Regions from separate parts of the Homo sapiens genome. Here regions 1, 3 and 4 are each linked to region 2. The links are chromatin contacts, found by Hi-C in ENCODE. All regions are on one chromosome and are shown on one strand. Each heading gives the region's core, a stretch centred on a gene start or an enhancer-like site at or near the end of the contact. The rest is flanking DNA. Distances are from core to core; before and after follow the strand shown.

Region 1 (5,821 bases), core at 2,406-4,905, 460 kb before region 2:
TCTCTGCACCTTTTCTCTGGCTAGAATTCTTGATAGCTGGTGACCTTCAGTGATATAAATTATATAGAGTAATTTCAGGAAGTCCATAAATAAGATTAGCGTAGAGAAAGCCCAAGTTAAGGTAGTGGAGATCAGAATGGGCATCCTAAGACCTAGGCTAGAGTCATGGAATCTTTCCTGACTTTCCATGGATTGTTTCAGTATTTGCATAACACTCTCTTTAGTACTGTGTGGACATAGTAAATTAAGAATCTGAAGAACTGAGTTCTCATGCCAAATTGGCACTAATTCTAGGACTGTGTAAACGGCATTTACTGGACCCAAGAACTACTTTTCTATAACTTATTGAAACAGCACCACAAGGGGGGTTACATTGACAAGAATAAAGAATTCTCTGGGGCTATAGTGGCTTTATTTTTGGTAGTGAGAGGGAAAAGGAGAGAAGTTAGTATTCTAAGAAAGCAAGCAAATTCAATCATAATTGTATCTTCACCTTGCTTTCTACTTTATGTTCCTTCTCCTTTCTGTGTGGAAGAGCTCATTATTTCCTGATGAGAGCTAAATAGTAGGGTTTTCATTATTGCTTTTACTTAGTAAGAGGTGATACATCTTTTAGTTTTATAGGCCCCTAATATTATTGAACCATACAGAATTTTGGAATCAGTCCCTTTTATACATGAGGAAGCCGAATCCCTGAAGAAAAGTGACAGCTTAGTTCATTATTCAATGTCCATTCATTCAGTTAGCAAAAATGTGAAGTGCTTGGCTTGCAATGTGCCCAGTGAGGCACTGTGGGGAGACAGAGAGGACTAAGAGAGGATCCTGCATGGGATTCACAAGAAAGAATGAAGAGATCGCTATTATCAAGATGCAGGCAAGTTGCTGAGGGAGCTATGCAGCTATGCACCCCTCATGAATTTGACGTTTCTTTTTCTCCCTGTCTGTGCTAGGGGGAAAAAAATAATAGAGGAGAGACTTGGTTAAATCCAGAGGATTCCAAAGTAATTGCTTCCAAGATTTCCTATCAAACTATGCAGCAGTATGGTTTTTACTCCAAATTTTCAATTCGTGGAATATTACCATAATTAGGGTTTTGTTTGTTTGTTTGTTGTTGTAGTTTTTTGAGACGAGTCTCTCTCTGTTGCCCAGGCTAGAGTGCAGTGGTGAGATCTCGGCTCACTGCAACCTCTACCTCTCAGGTTCAAGCAATTCTCTGCCTCAGCCTCCTGAGTAGCTGGGATTACAGGCGCCCACCACTATGCCCAGCTAATTTTTGTGTTTTTAGTAGAGACGGGGTTTCACCATCTTGGCCAGGCTGGTCTTGAACTCCTGACCTCGTGATCCACCGGCCTCAGCCTCCCAAAGTGCTGGGATTACAGGCATGAGCCACTGCGCCTGGCTTAGATAGGTATTTCTAATTAAAAAAATACTTAGTTGTCTAACATTTTTCTCCCAAGAAAATTGCCATTCAGACACTATTGCTGATTTTCATCACCACAAAGATTAAGATTCATGAGTCATAAGAAAAAGTTTGCTTTCAATTTTAAAGAATAGCAAAAATACTGCAACAAAATGAATGAAAATATGGAGCCATCTGTGTCTTGAATGATAATGCCAAATGAGTGTTTATTGTAAACAATACAATTTATTCAAGTCCACTTTCAATGGAGTGCTTTAGTGTACATGCAAAAAAGGAAAATGAATTCTTTCTTCATTCACAGACCTTATGTGCTACACACACACACACACACACACACACACACACACACACACACACAGAGTCATACAGGTGCGTATGTGATATGTGCATATATGTCTCTAATACTCATACGCAACACTTTCTGACAGGAAATGCAGTTAATTCCCAAACATCCACTATTGGAACTGTCACCTTTATCTGTCACCTGAAAGACAATTCAGGCCCTCATTACCTCTGGTAACTGTCTTAATACCATAGTCTCCTCCGAACACCAACCTGGTATTTGCCCATCTGTTCTAGTCTTTGCAGAGCCATAAGATTAGTTTTCTTAAAACATTACTTAAGTCACACTTTCTTGCTCAAAATTTCCCAAAGCTACACATCTATAGAATATAGTCCCATAAACTCCATAGCAACATAGTAACTATAATTTTCCAACCTTCTCCCTCTTCAACATGAAAAAACCCTTCCACTCCAGCCAAGGAAATCAAATACCATCCTCCTTTCCTACCAAAGTCTTCCCTATTCTAGAAACCTGCGCCAAGTCTCCCCACGTCTCCGGGCCTCACTGACAGATCAGGCCCACTAATCTTTCCCAGAGGCACGTGTTCTGTATCTTGTCTTTGGCACCCAGTAGCAAATGCAATATTTTTGTGAATCCATTTTTTTCCCTCTTTTAATGAGTCCCTGAGCTCCTGGAGGGGCAACCGGATGATTTGGAGAAGGCTCTATTTTAAAAAAATTAATAACGTACAACATGAAAGGGATCTGATGTACAACACGAGGACTAGAGCTAAGAAGTGTCTTGTATTCAGGATTTTGCTAAATGAGTATATTATAGCTACTCTTGCCACAAGTAGAGGGGTGTTGGGGGAAATGCATAACTATGTGAGTTGATAGATATGCTAATGTGTTCCACTATAATAACCATTTTACTATATATGTATCTTATGTTGTATGCCTTAAATATACATACAATTTATTTTAAAAATTAAAAAAATTTAATATTTTATTTTCAATTTTTGTGGGTACATAGTATGTATATATGTTTATGGGGTACATGAGATGTTTTGATACAGGCATGCAATGTGTAATAATCACATCATGGAAAACAGGAAATCTATCCTTCAAGCATTATCATTGGTGTTACAATTCAATTATACTTTATTTTAAAATGTACAATCAAATTATTTTGACTATAGTCACCCTGTTGTGCTATCAGATGCTATGTCTTATTCACTCTATTCTTTTTGTGCCCATAAAAATATTTCTTAAATATCTTGGTTAGTCGGTTAGATCTTAAGATATTGTGAGATGACCAGGAGTTACTTCTTTCACTTACAAGTCAGTGAGCCACCTCCGCTCTTTAAAATCAAGGTAAATTTCGGTGGAAAGCTTTATAGATACTGGAGAGGACGGAGTAGCTGAGTTGCTGAAAAATGGGCGACTTCTCTTATCAAGCATTAATTCAGATCTTCTCTATTAACATGACTTGAAGACACCACCAACTTGATTTTATTTTCTTTCCAAAAAGAAAAAAAAAATACTGCAGTCCCTAGCCAATAAATAACTCACCTGAAGGTCAGGAACACCCTCTCCCTCCTTTCTCACAGGGGATGTCTGGGAGGGGAGAGGGGTCTGGAGAGGCCAGGCCATCATCTAAGTGGGAATAAAGGGCTAAAGCTATTGGCATTGGCAGCTGTCTCCAGGCGTCGTCCGCGGAGCCTGACCCTGCGCCAGGACGGAGGAGGCTGTGCCCATGTAACTGTCCTGAAGTACTGCGGTGGCCCCCTCCCCCGCGGCTGGGAGGGCAGGCAGGACGAGGTTGGCTTTCCTCGCACGGTCTCTGGGCGTGGGCCCCCGCCGCAGCTCCGCGGAGCCTCGGTGTCTCCTGCAACAGGGGGCGGGGGGAACAGCGGCGAGCAGCCCTGGGCTGCGGCTTCCTCCCCACGCCCGAGTCTCCTGCGCACCGCCGCCGAGGACGCGCGCCCGAGCCTAGTCCCCACGCCGCGGCGCGCCCGGGCTCCCTGCTGATCCCAGGTAACTTTTCCGCCTCTCGGAGTGGGGGACTGCGAGGGGGTCTCGGCTTTACGAGGTGCGGAGGAAGAGCCCGAGGCCTGGGGCGAGGCGCGCGGGACAGTGGGGCTGACGCGTGGCTTCGGCGCCGCGCGGTCTCCCGAATCCCGAGCCCCGCGCCCGGCGCGGCCGGGGTCCCCAACCGCCCTCCCGCTCGCCGGGACCCCCACCGGGCCGAGCCTGCGCGCCGCGCCCCCCGCCCGCTCCGCCCGCCGCGGCGCAGTAGTGGCTGGGCCGGCGCGCAGAGCCTGAGCCCCGGCCTCCGGCCTGGGGGCCTCCCTGGGATCCCTGGCCGAAGGGGCGACTCGGTCCCCGCGTCCCTTCTCCGCCAATTTGCACAAATCCCCCGCCCGGGGCGCCATGTTTTAAGTTGCCCCTCGGGCTGGGGGCGAGCGCGGGCCGGCCCCTCCCCCGGGGAGGTGCGGGGGACAGGGGGCGACACTGCGGCGCCGCCCGGGCGGGTGGCGGCTGGCGGGCCGCGGGAGGGGCCCTGCGCTCAGCGCGCGGCGGCAGCGGGCTCGTCCCGGGTGCAGGCGCGGGCGGGCGCAGCGCGGGGCCGATAAGGTGCGCTCCGCACAAAGCATCCCCGCTGGGCAGGGGGGCCGGCCGCTTTTATATAACTTGCCTCGTTCCCCAAACTGGGGCAGCGGCCCCCGGCCGGTGGGGGAGGAGGAGGGAGCGTCCAAGCGGGGTTGCCCTGGGCCTGGGCACCTGCCGGGGCCCCTCGCCTCTGGCACCCGGGCGCGGGAGCACGGGCGGGCCGGGGGCGCCTGGGTCGGCCTGCCGTGGCCCGGGGGCTCGGGGCGGCGCGACTCACCTGGCGCCCTCGGGGCCGCGATTCTCCTCGGGAGGTGTCTGCGAAGGCGGCTCTGCCGCGGTGGGGGTGGGGAGGCTAGGGCTTCGGACCGCTGGAGTTGGGGTCGCAGCCAGTTCCTGGCGAGTGTTTCCTGGCTGCTGCCGCAGGGGCTTGCTTTTTCGGATTTCCCCTCTAATCTCGCCGGACTTCTTCCCCTTCCCCCCCACGCCCGCCAAGTTCATGGCTTCTGCAATGCGGTGGGTGTGGTTACCTAGTAAATTGTAACTGTGGTCCCTTGCAATGAGAGTATTCTTTTCAATTTTCTTTTTATATTACGGATCTGAAGTTTTCTAGGGTTTTTCCGTTAGTTGCAGCCCAGGGTTAAAGTTGGTAGAGATTGTTGCGGAACAGAACAAATAGAATGATAAAGGAAACATGTGGTGTTAATTACTTGTGGAGGTTGGGCTGGGAGGTCCTGAGAGGGCCGGGCAGTCCTGCTAATGCAGTGCTTCCATTGCGTGTTTAAGTTGTTTCAGCTTTTTTACATTAGTCTCGCGGAATTGCTTTTGCAGATACCCTGCCTGTCCTTTTTGTTGAGGGGGGGTGGGGAGTGGGGCACAGTGAGAATTTTAGGCTGCCTGAGGTGGCCAGGTGTGCTGGAGTTTGTCTTGGTAGCATTAACTTCTATAGTACAGGAAGCGTCACACCAAGTGCTTAAAAACATTGTTTTTGAAATTTACCTTGATTTTTAAAGTCTCAAGGAAACAAAAATGATAAAATTCTGCTTATGTCTGTGAGCCATGGACGTAGTCCCAATTACAGCAAATTAAGCAGAAAAGCCCTATTAAGAAAAGAGAGCAGCACATCAAGCTCCAGTGAACTCTGGGGACTGAGAGGTGATTTCTGTCTTGGCTCAGAGTGAGTGTTTAAAAAATGCATGTTAATTTTGGTATCAAACTTTAAAAACTTTAGTTGGAGTAACAAAATTAATGTGAGAGGGAATAAATACTAAATTGGAGAAGCGTGACTTCAATTTGTTAATTTGCAAGGCATTGATAGCTGAATGCTGAATACTGTCTCATTTGCATTATGGTTTTCTGGTGGTTTAGAAAAGCAAAATATCAGATGCACAACTTACTGCATCAAGTTTATTTAGTTAATACACTTTAGCCAAAATAAGTTTTTCAAAACAGAACATGTTTTGTGAATAATTCATCCATAACAAGAAGAGTAGCCACTTTAATTTGTAA
Region 2 (5,286 bases), core at 1,731-4,230:
ATTACCAATCATGAGAACTCTAATGCTAGGTTTTCTAACTGTATGTTTATAGATAAATCATGGAATCTTGTGCCTCAGTTTCTTGATCTATGGTCATAGGGAGAAGTTTTTTCTATGGTTTCATTCTCTGCATCGAAAGGCTTAATTTCTTGTCAGTGATGCTATTGACACTGACAAGAAATTAAGGTTATTATTTGCCCTGACCATGAGTAAAGACAGCTCAGATATTAGTCTATTGCCTCCAAAATTCCTGAGATTTGAGGCCCAGCTTAAGTTTTGTGGTATGCCCATATTACTAATGTTTCCCCCTTATAATATTGTGCCATGTCAATGGCATAACCATCTCCCAAGCTCCTTCTCAGAACTTTCCCCAGAGTGGAGCTAGAATGCACATTGTGTTGCTTTGCCTTTACACATCTCTACTTCATTTATATTAGCCCTTCCTCCTTATAATGCTATCTTCATACAATAGGGCTTATTCTAGAGTGATGAGAGTAGTGTGTCCTTGTAAAAACCTGATATCCATTGCTCACAGTTCGATTATAATCTTGACTTGCCTCAATTTTATTATCTCACGAATGCAGACTCTCCTGGGTTCTGCCCTCTCCCTCTCTTCATTGTGTTTCTTCATGAGTTCTCCTTGATCTATGTAATTTTTAAAATAAATTGACCAACTAATTCATTATATTTCTACTAACTTCCCTTTCCTATTTTCAGTGTAATAGATTCTGTTTCCGATAAAAATTACCCCTCTACAGGAGCAATGATATTTTCTCTGTATGCCTAAGGGTATTAATAGAGATGAAAAGGATTAATATATGTAATAGCACTCTGTCCATAGCTTTATACTTTTTAATAGATAAAAACATTATTATATACAATATTAGTGTAATATTTGTTGTAACCTAATCATTTTTTTGGGTCCTGTATTTGTACTGGAGTCTGGACTTTTGGAGTCAGAATGTTACAGGAAAGGGGTCCCGATCCAGACCCTAAGAGAGGGTTCTTGGATCTCACACAGGAAAAATTTAGGGCCAGTCCCCAGGGCAAAGTGAAAGCAAGTTTATTAATAAAGTAAAGAAATAAAAGAATGGCTACTCCATAGACAGAGCAGCCCTGAGGGCTGCTGGTTGCCCATTCTTATGGTTATTTCTTGATGATGCTTTGTTGTTACAGTTATTTCTTGTTAAACAAGGAGTGGATTATTTTTAGACCATATAGGGTAACTTCCTGACATTGCCATAGCATTTATTAACTGTTATGGTGCTGGTGAGAGTGTAGCACTGAGGATCACCGGAGGTCACTCTTGCCATTTTGGTTTTTGTGGGTTTTGGCTGGCTCCTTTACTGCAACCTGTTTTATTAGCAAGGTCTTTATGACCTGTATTTTTCTTATTATACTTTAAGTTCTAGGGTACATGAGCACAACGTGCAGGTTTGTTACATATGTATACATGTGCCATGTTGGTGATGACCTCTGTTTTGTGTTGTCTTCTTGTCTCATCCTGTGACTTCAAATGCCTTAACCATCTGGGAATGCAGCCCAGTAGGTTTCAGCCTCATTTTATCCAGCTCCTATTTAAAATGGAGTTGCTCTGAGTCACATGGCTCTGACAAGAAGAGCCCTGGATTTCACTTCTTGCCATGCCATTTTCCAGCTGCGTAACTTTGGACAAGTTGCTTAATCATTTAGAGGCTTTCTCAAAAATGAGAATATTTTGATTTTGCTGGGATTAAAAATGATAAACAAAAAATGGAATGCAAAGTGTTTGGTGTAATCCCTATCTAGTTTCATGACCTGTTATTAAGTCTTACAAGTGTTTTGTGAGTTGTCTTTTTTAAGCCAATATTTTACTTTTCTTTTGTGTTGGTAGATGTTTAAATAGATTTGGGAAAATTATCCACACAGCTGACGCTCCTCCATTTCCTCACTATAAAATCTTTCTATACCATATACTTAAAGTATTGCACCTGCTCTCCTTCTCTATAGTTGGTCTCCCTTTTAATCCATTTCTCACACTTATGAAAGCATTCTTTATTTTGCCACTTCCCTTCTCAAAAACTTCAGTGCCTTGTCATGCCTTATGGGATGAAGTCTAAATTCCTTCACCTATTTCTCTGAGAAGCTGGACAACCTAGCTGCATTATACGTCACCTACCTTCTTTCTCACCACCTTTCTGCATGAATCCTCTGCTACCACCACACTACTCTACTCCCTCTCCTCTTCCCCAAATCTAAATCTGATTATCAAATCCTGACCCCACTGAGAAGTGTTTCTTGAAGACCCTAACCCATAATTATCTTCCCTTCTCTAAACACAAGTGGTTATTGCTGCATGTTGCTGAGTTGGCTGGTGAACATTTTGATTTTCCTGCACTTGCCTTACTTATTAGGCATTGAATCGCTTCCATGTCTGTTTCTCCATGTCTCTATCATCTTCCCACCTATGATCCCCTTTTCATTCCTCAGCCTGGACCTACACTTTATCATCTAAACAACACTCTCAACGGTATTCCAAATTTCTTGCATACTTTTCTTTCCATCTTCCTAGCAAAATTTAAACTCTGAATCTACTTTCTTTTTTACACCCAGCCCCAGACAGCTGAGCACTGTTGGAGAGAAATCTGCAACCATGGAGATTGGTTCAGCTACATATGTATGTCTTCAAATGTGGCAGGAAACTTAGCACCATCTGATAAACCTTTTGTTGCTTTTGGTCACCTTCCTGCCCCGCATATATCAGATCCATTTCCAAATTTGCATTATTCTCTTGTATCCTTCTCTGCTTCAAGCCCTGACTCTAGAAAGATGAGCTTGCTTCTGACTCCATAGAAAACACAGAGTCCATCAAGCATGACCTTCTTTTATTCTCTCTACCCAGTCCAATACAAATAGACAAATATACTCTCATCAATCTTTACCTGCTTTCCTCCAGCCTCTGATGATCAGGTATCTCCATTCTGGCTAAGGCCAACTTCTTCACCAGGATTCTAGAACTGATTCTGACCTACTCATTCCAGAATGTTGCTTTATCAATTATTCCTCCTGTGTCCTTTTTCCACTCCTCTCCTGATTTCTTCCTCATAGCCTATAAGAATGCTCAAGATTTTTCCCTATCTAAAACACTTCAGTTTTCTCGATCCTGCATCCTCCTCTCCCTTTGCAATTAACATTTCAAAATTCCTTGTTTCCATGTCCTTCATTCTCATTCATTTCTAATTTTCTGCATTTGTTTTCAAGAAACAATACTTGACTAAAGCCACTCTCACTACGGTATCTAAAGACTTTTTTTATTTCCAAATTCAAATTGCACAATTTAAAGTCTTATTAGATTTTGATGTTGCATTTTATACTTTTACCATTTCAATTTATACATTTCTTCTATATTACACTTTATATTGCTAAACTCTTTCAATAATAAAAACTACCATTTATTAATTACTTAAGGTATGAACGAATTGCACAATATATATTCGTTACAATAATTCTGAAAAGTGGATATTATTCGACTTATTTTACATAGAAAACTAAGGCTTAGAAAGGTTAAATCATGGCTTAGGGTATGTGGGAGTGATGGAGCCAGGTTGGCACCATATTCTGTTCACTTCCAAAGCCACCTTTCTCCTGTGTTTATGGAAGGTATAGCTCAGGGGCCACTTCTTCCAAAATACCACCCATAGCTACTCGTTGGGTCGGATGCCCCACTTTATGCTCTCATTATGTCATAAGCCTCTGTCATTTCATGGAGCAAATGATGTCCTCACTTAGCTGTTTGTGTCTTCCTCTGCTTTCAGTGCTTTACCCACTAAAGACAGATATATGCCTTAGTTATTGTCAGGTTAAATGCTGGCATATACATTTTTAAATGCTACTTGATGATAGACAACATCTCTACACTTTGCATTCCCCAAGAAATGACATAGGGTCCTATCCATGCTCACATTGTTCATTCTGTTATTTGAATGGATAAAATATTTGTTATCAAATACTCACAGGCCTCATAATGACAAGTACCTCTCTGAGACTCTCTAATTACTGAAGACTGTTCTGCCCAGATCTCCCTTCCTTGATCTGTCTGACTGAGTGGATTTTTTATATTTTTTTAGATGCAGTTTCGCTCTTGTTGCCCAGGCTGGAGTGCAATGGCATGATCTCAGCTTACTGCAACCTCTGCCTCTTGGGTTTAAGCAATTCTCCTGTCTCAGCCTCCTGAATAGCTGTCATTACAGGCACCCACCACCACGTGGCTAATTTTTTTTTTTTTTTGTATTTTTAGTAGAGACAGGATTTCACCATGTTGGCCAGGCTGGTCTCGAACTCCTGACCTCAGGTGATCCACCTGCCTCGGCCTCCCAAAGTGCTGGGATTACAAGAGTGAGCCACCATGTCTGGCCAATTGAGTGGAATTTTATCTGGCTGATATAAAAGAGATATCAGATATAAAACCCAACAGATTGAATCTTGTATCTGGCCAATGATGGTGTACAGGGAGAAAAAGTGTCCAGGTGGACTGCCACCAGGAAAGATGGTTTTTTGGAGAAATGACACTGTTTTTGCCATGCTTTTCTTATTTCTCCTCTAAAGCATTCCTGTATCTGTGTCTCTTAGAGATTAATTGTGGACTTCTGACATATCAAGGATTCTTTCACCCCCTGAAATATTCTACTTTCCTTCCCCATCCCCATTATGGAGGAGGTAGAGGGGCAGCCACCGAGGATCCGGGGACCTACTGGGTGGCCTGGGCATCTGCCAAGCTCTGAATCCCTAACAGCCCATGAGCTCCCTTGTCTTGAACCCTAATCCTCTGCAGTGCTATGGAAACTGGTAGAAAGTAGCACCTCACAGCAGGCAAAATCAAATGGACTACACAAATGATTAGCTGACTTTTCTTCTGTAGACACAGATTTTTATGCTTGTGGACCTTTGCTGCTGGAACCTGTAGGCTGTGACCTGAACAGAGTGTGGCTAAACAGTCATATCCATTAATTTCTGCTCTTTAGGAGCCAGTAAGTCTTTCTCGAGTTGGGATTGAAAATTTCAACATTGTCTTTACACTGGCAGCACATTTTTCCTCTTACTCTCTCCAAACTTCTAGAAATGTGATGCTGAATGTCCTATTTATTTGGGACAAGGGCCAAAATGAATTGTTTCTCCATCAGTTATGCTAAGCAGGGAGTAATACAGCAGTGTGTATTGGGATAAATTGACAAAACAGCCATAGCTGATGATGTGATTCCAGCTTCAGAGCATGATATGCTCCTTTGACCAAAGGATTGTCTCCTTTAG
Region 3 (5,424 bases), core at 606-3,105, 380 kb before region 2:
AACTGCTGTCTGCATTCATCAGATGATCACACCCACTAATCAGATGGTGTCCAGATCCAGGTGTGTTGATAACTGGGCGATTCGAGTGGCCTAATACAGTTTAGCCAAGACCTCTCCTTAGAAACCATGATCCATCATGTATTTTTCTATATTGTGAAGGATAAAATGTGTATCAAATCAAAGTAATAGAGTAAAACCACAGTTTAAGACCACTTACTCCTTGGGGAAAATTTGAGAAGTTTATCGGGAAGTTAACCTTTATATGATGTTTGAGGTGGAACATTAAAAAACAGGTTTTTCATTTGTGGGAATAAAGTATTCTCTTTTTACAAGAATGGGGGTAAAAATTCAACACTGTAGTTCTAGCCAGAGAAGATTATACCTGCATGGTAGAGAAATATAAACAAATTGGTCATGAACAAATTTCAAAGATTAGAGCAGTTGTTCAAGAGTCTTAAAGCAGGAAATGAACCCCAGATGCATTTATTTAGCTTGATTTTCTTTGATATTTTTAAAAAAATGTTTCTGCTCGATGCCCGGCACTGTAAGAATACAGTGGTGAGTGGATATAGCTTACAGGTAGGCTACCCCGACCACAACTCAAATTCTAATACAAACAAAAATAAAAGTGCCCCCCTGACAGTGGCAACGCAGGAGCTATGAAAACAGCTTCCCTGAGATGTAACCTAGTCCTGCAGTTCAGGGGTGGAATCCTGAGGAAGGGGTGCTTGAGTGGTGGAGAGAAGGACGAACGGGTAGAAGGCTTCGGGGCGTGGAGGTGTGTGTACAGTCTCCTCTTTGCAGGAGAGAGCCTCACAGGGAGCGAGGTGAGGTAGCAGGGAAGTCACAGAGGCAGGCAAGCCTGGGAGGCCCCTGCAGGGTCTTTCCACAGTTAGGCTTTTGCTGTCTGTGTACCAGAAGCATCTCTCACTACTGAATCTGATAGCTAAACCGTGATGTTGTCATATAGCTTTCTTCTCCCTGAGATCTGTGTGTGTGTGTTTTTTTCTTTTTCAATGGTAAAAACAGAAGTTAAAATAAGTGATACAGTCTCAGGGATGACCTCCCTAAATTTTCACTTCACTGCCTACTGTGCCATCCGAGATCACTTGTTCCACCAGATGAAAGCAAGGAGAGCTGGTTTATAGGATCAGCAAGACTTCCAAAAAAGCAGGGGAGCAGAGCTTCCCGAGCCCCTCAGTCCTGAACCTTACTCAAGTTCAGCCCCGAGGGCAGATAAGCTCCAGGAAAGACAATTGCTTTATCACAAGCAGAGAAAAAACAGTGCAGTCTAAACATGTATGGAATCTTTTACTTTTGCTTGAATAGAATGTTTGCGATTTTCCTACAGATAAAAGAACGGTAGAGTTGTTGCTTACAGGAAAAGGCTGTACCTATCTTGAAGCCATGTTGAGAGTGCGGTTTGCCTTATGGTTTCAGTTTTTATGTGATTGTTATTTACTACCATTTGCAAATGCTACTCATATGTTTTACAGATTGTAACCACAGAACTTAAAGGAATAGTCATCTGAGATTCGGGAAGGAGCAGTGACTACCATTCCCTGCAGGTTGCTGAGCCACGGGATCGCTGCAGTGAGCGCGCCTCCCTGCTGCTCCAGCTTCTCACTGGGCTGAGCCCAGAAGACAGGGCCTGCCGTGTCTGGTTCTCGAATTAGACCAGGCCTCCCATCTTCTTAGCAGGGTTCAGCAGCTTCCTCCTTACCCCTGTCACAGGAGTGGGAACGGCTGGGCAAAGAGGATTAGCACTGGCTTTCTGGGATTGTGGGTTCACGCAGTATTAAGCCAGGATGCCCTGATAGAGGAATGTTAGAAAACAATACTGACCTTTGATGTGTAGACCCAACTATACCCCTCAGTGGCTCAAACAGGGTATTACATGTATCAGAAACAAAAACCAAAAAGTATACAGAATCAAAATATTTAATGATTGAGAAGGTTTTTTCTTCCCCTATCTACTGGACTTTAAATACTCATCTAAAATATGATATGCGCAAGTGCAGACAAGACTGAATGAAGCATCATTTACAGTGTGAGCATGTCCTGTTTTTTTAACCACTTATTTACATTTCATTACAGGTCTTACATAGATTATAAGATCATTTTAATTTAAACACATATTTAACTGGTGAAATGATATATCATTACATCTTTAAATATGCTGGTGGTTTATGTAATACCTTGATATTCTTTCTCTTTCTATTTATTCTCAGCCTTGCCCTACTAATATAGGCTTAAACAGTTGATGGACAGGAAAGGACACAGATTCACTTAGTACATAGTTTTTTAAAGCAATGACAATATTATTCTCATGTTTTTTGATTATCAGTGTCTTACAGAATTGAAAAGTGACAGTGCTACAAATTCATACTCATTAAATTCATATTATTGAAAGTGGTGTTTTTATTGTCTATATTTGAGTTGCATATAGCTCTTCATTTGACCAAATGAATTATAAATCACAATTCAAGTTTTGTTTGTTTAGGGGTTTTTTTGAGAATTCTTACAAAAGAAGTTAAGTACTTCCTCTCACAGGAAAATTCTCAAAGTTTCACGTCATTCAGAATTAGCTAATATGATTATTTTACGTGATTCAGGTTTAAGTACGTGTCTGTTTCAAACATTCCTCCTTCTTAGACTTCCTTTTCTGCGTTCATTTTGCATGCGTTGGCTTAGTGACCTGAATCCACAGCAGGAAATGTTGTCTGACAGTTTGCTGCCAACATCTCGTATGTGTGATGTGAAACTCTTTGCAAAAAATCAAGCCCAATGTTTCTGCTAGCCAAGAAGAAGCGTGCTTCACTGGAAAGCCATCATCTACCACAGTGCACATCTCTGAGTGCAAAAGTCTGGTTTCAAGTAGAGACGGAAATTACAACAAATGAAGGCAGGAACCAATTAAAAAAAAAAAAGCACCTTTAAAGAAAGGTAGATGGGCTTAATATGTAGGGAGGTACTTTTGTCATGTATGTACTTGAAGTGTTTGCGCACTGAATCTAAGTCAAAACATAGGTCAACTCTACTGCATGTGAACAGCCCAATCTAGTTTGGACATTGCTATATGGCTTACAATGCATAATACCAAAATGTGCCAGTATACCCAATATGTATTTAAAACTGTTCTGGGAGTGTGTGTTTGAAAAGAAAAATTGAATGTAGACTCAGTTTACTAATATCAATACTATTTTTGAATAATTTCCCAGTTTTACCTATGTAAAGAGAAGGGATTTTTTTTTTTCGTAAGAGTAATGGTATGATTTGTTTTCTATGATTTCATTGTAGAATAAATAGGATTTTAATAGTACATCAGTCTCTATTCCAAATTCAGCATTAGAAACCTTAAATTTATCAGGCTCCTTATGAAAAAGGCCTAATAATAATCACCCGCATTTATTGTTGATGCTTCCCATGAGTTAGGCAATGTGCTTTCCAGTGTTTTATCTTAATACAACAATCCTTTGCATAAGTACCAGTATTATTTCCATTTTATAATGAAAACAATGAAGCTCAGAGAGGTTTAAATAACTTGTCTAACATTACAGAGCTGATTAGTTGTAGAACCAGAGTCCAGCCTTGGGACTGTCTAATATACTGCACTTGAATAATGGGAAGACAAACTTTCAGTGGGTAGGAATATCCAACTTAAAGGTGTTTAAATAATGCCAGATGAATTCTCATCTCTAGATAATTTAGACCTGGAAATTAAACACACATGTTCACTATTTTGTTTATAAATTTACCAAGACCAGGAAGTAGTTTCATATTCCTATTTTAACAGAAGGCTCCAGATCATTATTGCTAACTTGATTAAATGAGAATGTGATAGAACAATTATTGATTGACTGATGAATGTTTGAAAGTAGTTACCCTCATGGTTTTCTGAAGAGCTGATTGCTCATGAATTTAAAGAAAGGACTGACAATATATGTGCCATCTAGAGAGAAGAAATGTGATCTCTGCCTCTCATGTCAGCCCTCTATGAATATGCTGCCTGGACCACATTTGGGATTAGTACATAGGCTGAAAGATCCCATTAAGTCCTGCCTCTTGAGAATGGATTCTGGCAGTAGTGATGTGGATAATGGACTTTCCATGCTTATTAAACGTGGCATTGCATGTACACTTGAGACAGCCCAAAAAGGCAGGAGATTCACATAGGATAGCTGGTGCCTTGTCTTTCTTCTTAGGGCTTCCCAGCTCCAGCCCTTTCTAAGGCTTTATGGACTCTGTTGTCCCAGACCAGACACCATCATCTTTTGTTCCTGGGTTTGACCACGGCGCTTTGGCATTTTCCAAGTATGGATTAAAAAAAAAAAAAAAAAACAAGGAAACAAAAAAAAAACACACTCTCCGCTTAAATTTCAAGGCAATGTTATAGAGTATTTTTCTATCAAGAATTCGTTAGAAAAAAAGGAAGCCCAGGAAAGGTGACTTACACAGAGTCCAGGTGTCTGATTTGGGCTCAAGCTGTGGCCCAGAGAGTTTGCCGAACTCTTTAGAGTCTCCATCCTTGAGGTAAATGGTAGTGCAGTCATTTAGAAATAAAGACAAGTTCAAGTGACCTTTAAATGTGAGGAAAATGAAAAGGCATTCAGTGAGGAAAAATGCAATTAGGGCAGGAAGCATGGGGGGAAAAAGATGACATTTTGTTAGATTCGTCCAAAATAATGTGAGAAGAAATTCTTTCTTGAAATTCTTGTCAGTAGCACTTCTTAGACACATAGATCGAATGCCTGCTGTGTTCAGGACACTGTACCAGGGCAGTAAAAAGGACAAGCAGTTTTCCATCCTCAGGGAGCAGAAATAGGAGTTCACAAAATACTATACTCATGAAGAAATATAACTTCCAAAAGAAAATCAGGGGTCTATTTGAGGAAGATAGGTGATGGAGAGAATGAAGTACTTACGGTGTAGACAGCCCCTCAAATAAGGATACAGAAGCATCAGTTTTGCTGGAAATTTTCAATATTGTAGCTCTCCATATTTTCATGTATTAACATGAGTGGGTTTGAGCCTAAGCCAGCATAGGCAGGAGGCTTTTTTATTTTCATTTTTCAACGTTATTGTCTAAAGAAATGCATGCATGCATCCTGAAGAGCCTTGCCAATGCACACACCTTCTGATGCAGGAACCCCATTCCTTCCTGAGCAGCAGGGACTGCTGCTTAGCTCCAGTTCTCATGCAAAACAACTTGCTCTCCTCATTCTCTTCATGATTGTACAGCTTCAGATAGATAACTGTACCCTGTCTTCCAAGGCTAAAAGACAGTTTTTGACTTGACAGATTTCTCTAATTTCAGCTGTGCCAGAAGAGGGCTTCACTCAGGCTGATTCATAGCTTTGTAAGACTGAAGAAAAAAACCCAAACACATTTTATTGTAGTCCAGTGCTGAGACTTGGCGCAATT
Region 4 (5,499 bases), core at 2,213-4,712, 340 kb before region 2:
AAAGCAGTTGTTGCTTATTGACTGAATGGCACATTTTTAAGTCTCCCCCAGCGAAATGAAAGTCCCTTTGTCAGTCTAACATCTGCAGGTTTATGTAAAATTACATAAAAGAATGGCACTTCGGGAATGAAGAAAATAGCTTTCATAAGCTGACACCCTGAATTTGGAGAAAGATGCTCTCATTCTAAATATAGTAGTCACATACTCTGTGATTTGATTCTCTTGCCAACAGGTCTTAAAGGATTGGTAGGTTTAAGACCATTTGTTTTATAAATCTATAAGTTAAATTTATTTCTGTTTCTAAAAAATCTTTATGAATAAAGTGTGACCTTTATCAGTCAGTTGATAATAGCTGGTAGAAAGGATGACATTCAAATAACAGAGCACAGGGTTGTAAGTTAAATTCTCCTAGTTGTGCTAATTACTACCCCAGATGGACTGGGAGAACAGTGCTAGGTAGGGGTTCTGTACTGCCAAGTTAAATTAGTCAAATGGAGAGATGATCATTCAAACTACCTTTTTAGGGGATAACACAACAGTGAATTTTTAGTAGGGTTTTGTTTTATCGAACAGTTTCTTGATTGCTCTCTGAAGTAATATGGAGGTACACTTTCTGCTGCAAGGCGTGCCCGCTGTAACAATACTCTGGAACTGAATCATGTCTAGGTCTCTGTCTTCTCATTTGGAGCACCTGGAGATTTGTTGTTTTTAATAGAAGATCTTATCCTGTGCAAATAAAAAGAATTAGGAGTTTCTGGTATGCAAGTATGGTTTAAATAATAAGGAAAAACATAAATAAAAATAAACAAAAGTTACAAGTGCATGGTACCATCTCCTTTCCTACCTTTTTTGCCACTGTTCCCCTGAGAGTCTCAGCTCTGCCTTCCCCATTTCACTAGCCGGGTGATTGATGGGGAGAGGTGCTCCTTGAATCTCCCAACTAAAAACAACTGTCTTTTTCTAATGGAATACTTTATGAACAGTTTATAGAAGAAATCAAAATGGCATTATTAGTGCTATATTATGTATGTTACTAGCGAGGTGGAAACTGTACTCTTGTGGCATGGGTAAATCCAGATTGAAGTCCAGGCTCTGCTGCCCTCTGTCTCTGCGGTGGTTGACAAATGATTTCAGCTCTCCAGGTCTGTTTTAGTCATCTGTATAATAGGAATAAGGCCGCCTTTGACGGGGCTGTTGTGAAAAGCAAGATATATGTGAAAGCACTCTTGTTACATAGGTAATTATCTCAATAATCATATTGATAATTACTCTTTTTTCACATTTTTTTAAAATTTCAGTAGCTTTTGAGATACAAGCAGTCGGTTTTTGGCCACATGGCTGAATTGTATAGTAGTGAAGTCTGAGATTTTAGTGCACCTGTCACCTGAGTAGTGCACATTGTACCCAATATGTAGTTTTTTATCCGTCACCACCACCCCCGCCACTGTCTGCCTTCTGAGTCTCCAGTGTCCATTATATTACTCTGTGCCTTTGCATACCCATAGCTTAGCTCCCACTTATACATGAGAACGTATGGTATTTGGCTTTTCATTCCTCAGTTACTTCATGTAGAATAATGACCTTCAGCTCCATCCAAGTCACTTCAAAATACATGATTTCATTCATTTTTATGACTGAGTAGTATTCCATGATGTATATATACCACATTTTATATTCATAATTATTCTTACAGGCTTTTGTGAGCTAGCCTAGGAAGTTAATTGCCATTGTGTGTCTTCTAAGAGTTTCCAGAATACCGAACTTAGAGCCAGCCCTTTTGAATAAAATAATTACCAGGACTGTTTCGAGCTGAATTAAGATATTGAAATATCGATGTTAACATTGAAGCTTTTCTTTCTGGTTTATCCTATTGACTCTTGTTTCTCCTTTAGAGTGTCTCTATTACCTATTTCTATATGTTATCAGTATTTGAGGAACTTTGTAGAATCGCACTTTTTTTTTCCTGAATATCATCCACTTTGTTCAGTGACGTGCACCCCAGGGAACACATTTGTTGTGAATGTTGTTTTCCTTATGACCTTTAGTGTGATAATGACTGCTGAGAAGACAGAAGACAATTGTGAAATCAGTGTACTAATGTCATGCTGTCTCTTTCTCCCTGCCCAAAAGTGATGTTAGTATGTGTTGTCTCTCACTCCTTGCGGTCCTGCCAGCTCTAGTATGTTTTCTGCTGCTGTTGAGCTGGGTGGCACAGCTGCATGTTGCAACATAAACTGCTTTTTTGCAAGGTTGCATCTCACAGAGAATGGCCTAACTGGTCCATTAGGAAGTTGTGTCTCATATGAGCTTTTTCAACGGTGTAAAGAGATATAAAATGTCTTAGTGAAGATATTTTAGTGACATAGTTTAGCTATCGAAAGCATTTCAGAGAGGATTTCATTTCAGAATCCTTTCTTTTATTTACGTTTTTAAATTCCTAAAATAATAATGTAGATATTTTGTCTGTGATTAGTTACTGTGTATTTGAAAAGCAACATTTATAAGTTTTAATAAATTTTATATCTAAAACCTAAAATAATGAGTACCAACTTTTAAAACTTAATTAAGCATCTTTTCACTAAGACGTTTTAGCTGGGATGAAAGGCTCTGTCTTATTCTCTTGAGTTTGCATGTTTTGCATTTGCATGAATTTCATTTAGCAACATTCATTGTGTTTTCCCAAAATATTAGAGATGAGTAAATGTATATGCATATTATGGTAGTCTGTTTAAAATGCAGTAGAAATGAAAACATTTCTGTACTTTAGGTGAATGGAATTGCCATCTGATTTTTATAATCTCTACCAAGATGGTTAATATTTGTTATTACCCATGGAGCTTTTATACTGTAAGAGTGATAGACTTTTCAACATTAATAATAATAATATGAAAACCAATTCAGTGCTCCTTGGTGAATGGCACTTCCAAAGAGCCAAGTGTATTAGAGCAATTGTGTACTGCAAAGACTGCTGTTAGGTGTGGAATTGGCCACTACGAGACTGGTGCCAGTGCCAGCCAATGGTGATAATATGCCCAGCGGCAGCCTCGCCTCATGACCCTCCACTCACCTCCACACTTACACACATCCTCAGCAGAGAGTCTGAGGATAGATGAAATTCCAAGACATGAGCATTTCACGAATTTTAAAGCACTCATATAGGAAATACAGGAAGGTCATGCTCTCATGAAGGTCCCTGCAGCACTGATTTGTTTTTTCAAGGCAAACCTGGTATTTTGTGTTGGTATTTTTTTTTTCAGTAAAGATATAGTTGGTATTGTTCATGTGTCTTCTGACCTAACTATTTTGGATTTTATTTCTTTAATTGTATTTGCTTTTAGCATCAGTGAATGAAAACCATGAAATATACATGAAGGATTCTATGTCTGCTGCAGAGGTTGGTACTGGCCAGTACGCCACAACAAAAGGCATCTCTCAGACCAACTTGATCACCACTGTGACTCCGGAGAAGAAGGCTGAGGAGGAGCGGGACGAGGAAGAGGACAAACGGAGGAAGGGGGAAGAAGTCACGCCCATCTCGGCCATCCGGCACGAGGGAAAGGTATAGCTCCCAGACTGCCTGCAAGAGCTTGCTCCAGCTTTTAAGAATGACTAAATGATGCTGAGGCTGTAAACCAGGAATGTGCTCAGATTTAGGATAAATCATATGTCAGCACTGGTCACATTCATATGTCAATTTTTAAATTATGATTGCTGTTTCAACATTTTTTCTCTGAAAGGTTCATTCATAGCTCTTTGAAAATTTTTATTTTAATAACTTGTGTGCTATGTAAGACTTTCAATAGCTGTCCTGTATGTGTATCTTAAAAATACTTTTGGTGGCGTATTACACTTTTCTGTTTGGGCTCACATTTCAGAACTGTCACTAAAGCTGTTTTCTTTGTTTCTGGCCCCATTCTCCTACCCAAGTACAGCATATTTTTCTAGATATACAATTATCATATTGCCATTCTTCTGACTGTAAGTACATGGAGTGACCACAGCCTACATATTTATACTTACGCCTAATCAGCAGAGTAGTGACTGGCCATGTTTTGAAAAGGGATCTTAAGGCAGAAAGTTGCAACAGGAGATAAAAAGGGAATTTGGCAGCAGCTTCTTCTTTCAGTGTTGAATTCATTAAACTTTGTAACATTGTTTCACCCCAAATTAAATATCTTTTTTAACACCATTTTTAAACACTATGTTTTTTTCTGGTGATCCAGCACTACAAAGCAACTTTTCAGAAAAATAATTTAAAAGTCAAAAAACCCTTCAGGAGGCTTATACCTAATAATAAGGGAAAAACAGAGTGGCTCCTGGCCTGTACAGAGCATAGAGTAAGAGGAAATAGCAGAATGAAAATGCTCATAATAACCCATGGGTTATCCTAAAATTTGAGTAAATTTGATTCACGAGTGATCTTTTGTACATGGGCTCTTCAAATAGAGATGGAGAATCACTACCCCGAATTCTATGGAAAGTGTTCCTTTTGATGAGAATTTAGCAGTGACATCTTAACATAGACAAATAATTTTTGTAGTTATGCTAAAATATTACAAATGGCCCAATCCATCATCTTTTATTTTTTGGGATAAGATTATTTATTTGGCAAACACAAAATTAAGCAGAGAGTAGGAAATAATGGCAGGGATATTTCGATAACTTTTGCTGTTAAAATGTGCTTTGTTCTAAATTTTGTTTTTACACTCTTCCTGTCTGTTCAGTCAAGGAAGGCTTTAAAGGGGACAGAAAAGAATATAATCCACCCAAAAAACAAATATGTGGTTCTTCTTCTTAGTTATTCTAACATTTTATAAACTCGCCATGCCAACATAAGATTCCCATGGATGTATAAGTATTGAAGAAGTGACACATCAATGTAAGTGATTTTTAGTTTTGCTCCCAAGATAAGGCCGGACATTTTCACTTTATTTGCTTTTAAAAGACCACCAGTTTGTTTATATAAAACGTAGCACTAAGCTGTCCTCACTTGGTGCCATTTGTGATGTGGGAAAAGACAAAGGACACTACCAGCCTCATAGCCTGAGTCTCTGAGAAGCCAGCACTCTGGGCAGAATGTCTTCAGGAAGTCTGTAGCTGAAATCTGGTGCTCATATAGGTGTGGGCTGGCTTGGTTTCCCCAGTGCAAAGCTGTCTTCTAGAAATGACTTTAATAATCAGCATGGAAGGTTAAACCTTAATTTTATCCTTCTCCTTCTTCAAAAAGTAACGCAGAGGGTACTTACTTTTCAACCAAAATGAAAGTGTATTACTGAAAATAGTTCTTGAAAGGCTGGTCCCCTAGGTTGCCTGGGAAGGAGGCACGTTTCCCAGGCTGGGATCCCCTGGGTCATGGGGCTGCCTCACCTCCATGCTGGAGGACAGTTGTCTTCATGCAGAAGTTAATGTGTAGCAGCTACATTATTCTTAGTTGAATGAGATTTGTGCAGGTTCCTGTTTAAAGTGCCGTCTTTAATGTCAAATGCAAATGTGTGGGAA

What was found. Hi-C counts contacts between places; a loop is a spot of excess contacts on that map. Pooled maps may share reads with other maps.
Region 1: a map of endothelial cell of umbilical vein shows a loop between it and region 2 (6-fold over the local background). The contact joins the promoter of EPB41L3 here to the promoter of LINC01892 in region 2. A Hi-C loop is called at or near these places in 6 of 168 maps with a recorded cell type or tissue (Caco-2, GM12878, MCF 10A and 3 more), 6 of 37 single-sample maps with no recorded cell type and 13 of 50 pooled maps.
Region 3: a pooled map shows a loop between it and region 2 (2.6-fold over the local background). The contact joins the enhancer-like site here to the promoter of LINC01892 in region 2. A Hi-C loop is called at or near these places in 4 of 168 maps with a recorded cell type or tissue (CD8-positive, alpha-beta T cell, GM12878, HepG2 and 1 more), 2 of 37 single-sample maps with no recorded cell type and 9 of 50 pooled maps.
Region 4: a loop to region 2 is called in a map of Panc1, with 4 times the contacts of the local background. The contact joins the enhancer-like site here to the promoter of LINC01892 in region 2. A Hi-C loop is called at or near these places in 7 of 168 maps with a recorded cell type or tissue (CD4-positive, alpha-beta T cell, CD8-positive, alpha-beta T cell, Caco-2 and 4 more), 20 of 37 single-sample maps with no recorded cell type and 18 of 50 pooled maps.

The regions. Positions count from the first base shown.
Region 1 is chr18:5,541,831-5,547,651 of GRCh38, reverse strand. EPB41L3 (erythrocyte membrane protein band 4.1 like 3) reads left to right here and starts at 3,655. Exons shown (of 23, transcript NM_012307.5): 1 at 3,655-3,739. LOC107985145 (a long non-coding RNA gene) reads right to left here and starts at 4,823. Exons shown (of 4, transcript XR_007066440.1): 1 at 4,593-4,823; 2 at 3,275-3,358.
Region 2 is chr18:5,078,876-5,084,161 of GRCh38, reverse strand. It overlaps LINC01892 (long intergenic non-protein coding RNA 1892), which reads right to left and starts at 2,980. Exons shown (of 4, transcript NR_146900.1): 1 at 2,922-2,980.
Region 3 is chr18:5,453,127-5,458,550 of GRCh38, reverse strand. The region is part of intron 3 of EPB41L3 (erythrocyte membrane protein band 4.1 like 3); the gene reads left to right. Among named protein-coding and RNA genes, the nearest start is that of EPB41L3, 88 kb to the left of the region's middle. RefSeq lists an enhancer at 1,644-2,144. Within about 2 kb of position 1,855, at least 11 of the 41 ENCODE cell types and tissues checked have a DNase peak (open chromatin) inside an H3K27ac peak, as active enhancers do; they include CD8-positive, alpha-beta T cell, where a contact is called at or near this core.
Region 4 is chr18:5,417,771-5,423,269 of GRCh38, reverse strand. It overlaps EPB41L3 (erythrocyte membrane protein band 4.1 like 3), which reads left to right. Exons shown (of 23, transcript NM_012307.5): 12 at 3,393-3,559. Among named protein-coding and RNA genes, the nearest start is that of EPB41L3, 120 kb to the left of the region's middle. Within about 2 kb of position 3,462, at least 2 of the 41 ENCODE cell types and tissues checked have a DNase peak (open chromatin) inside an H3K27ac peak, as active enhancers do.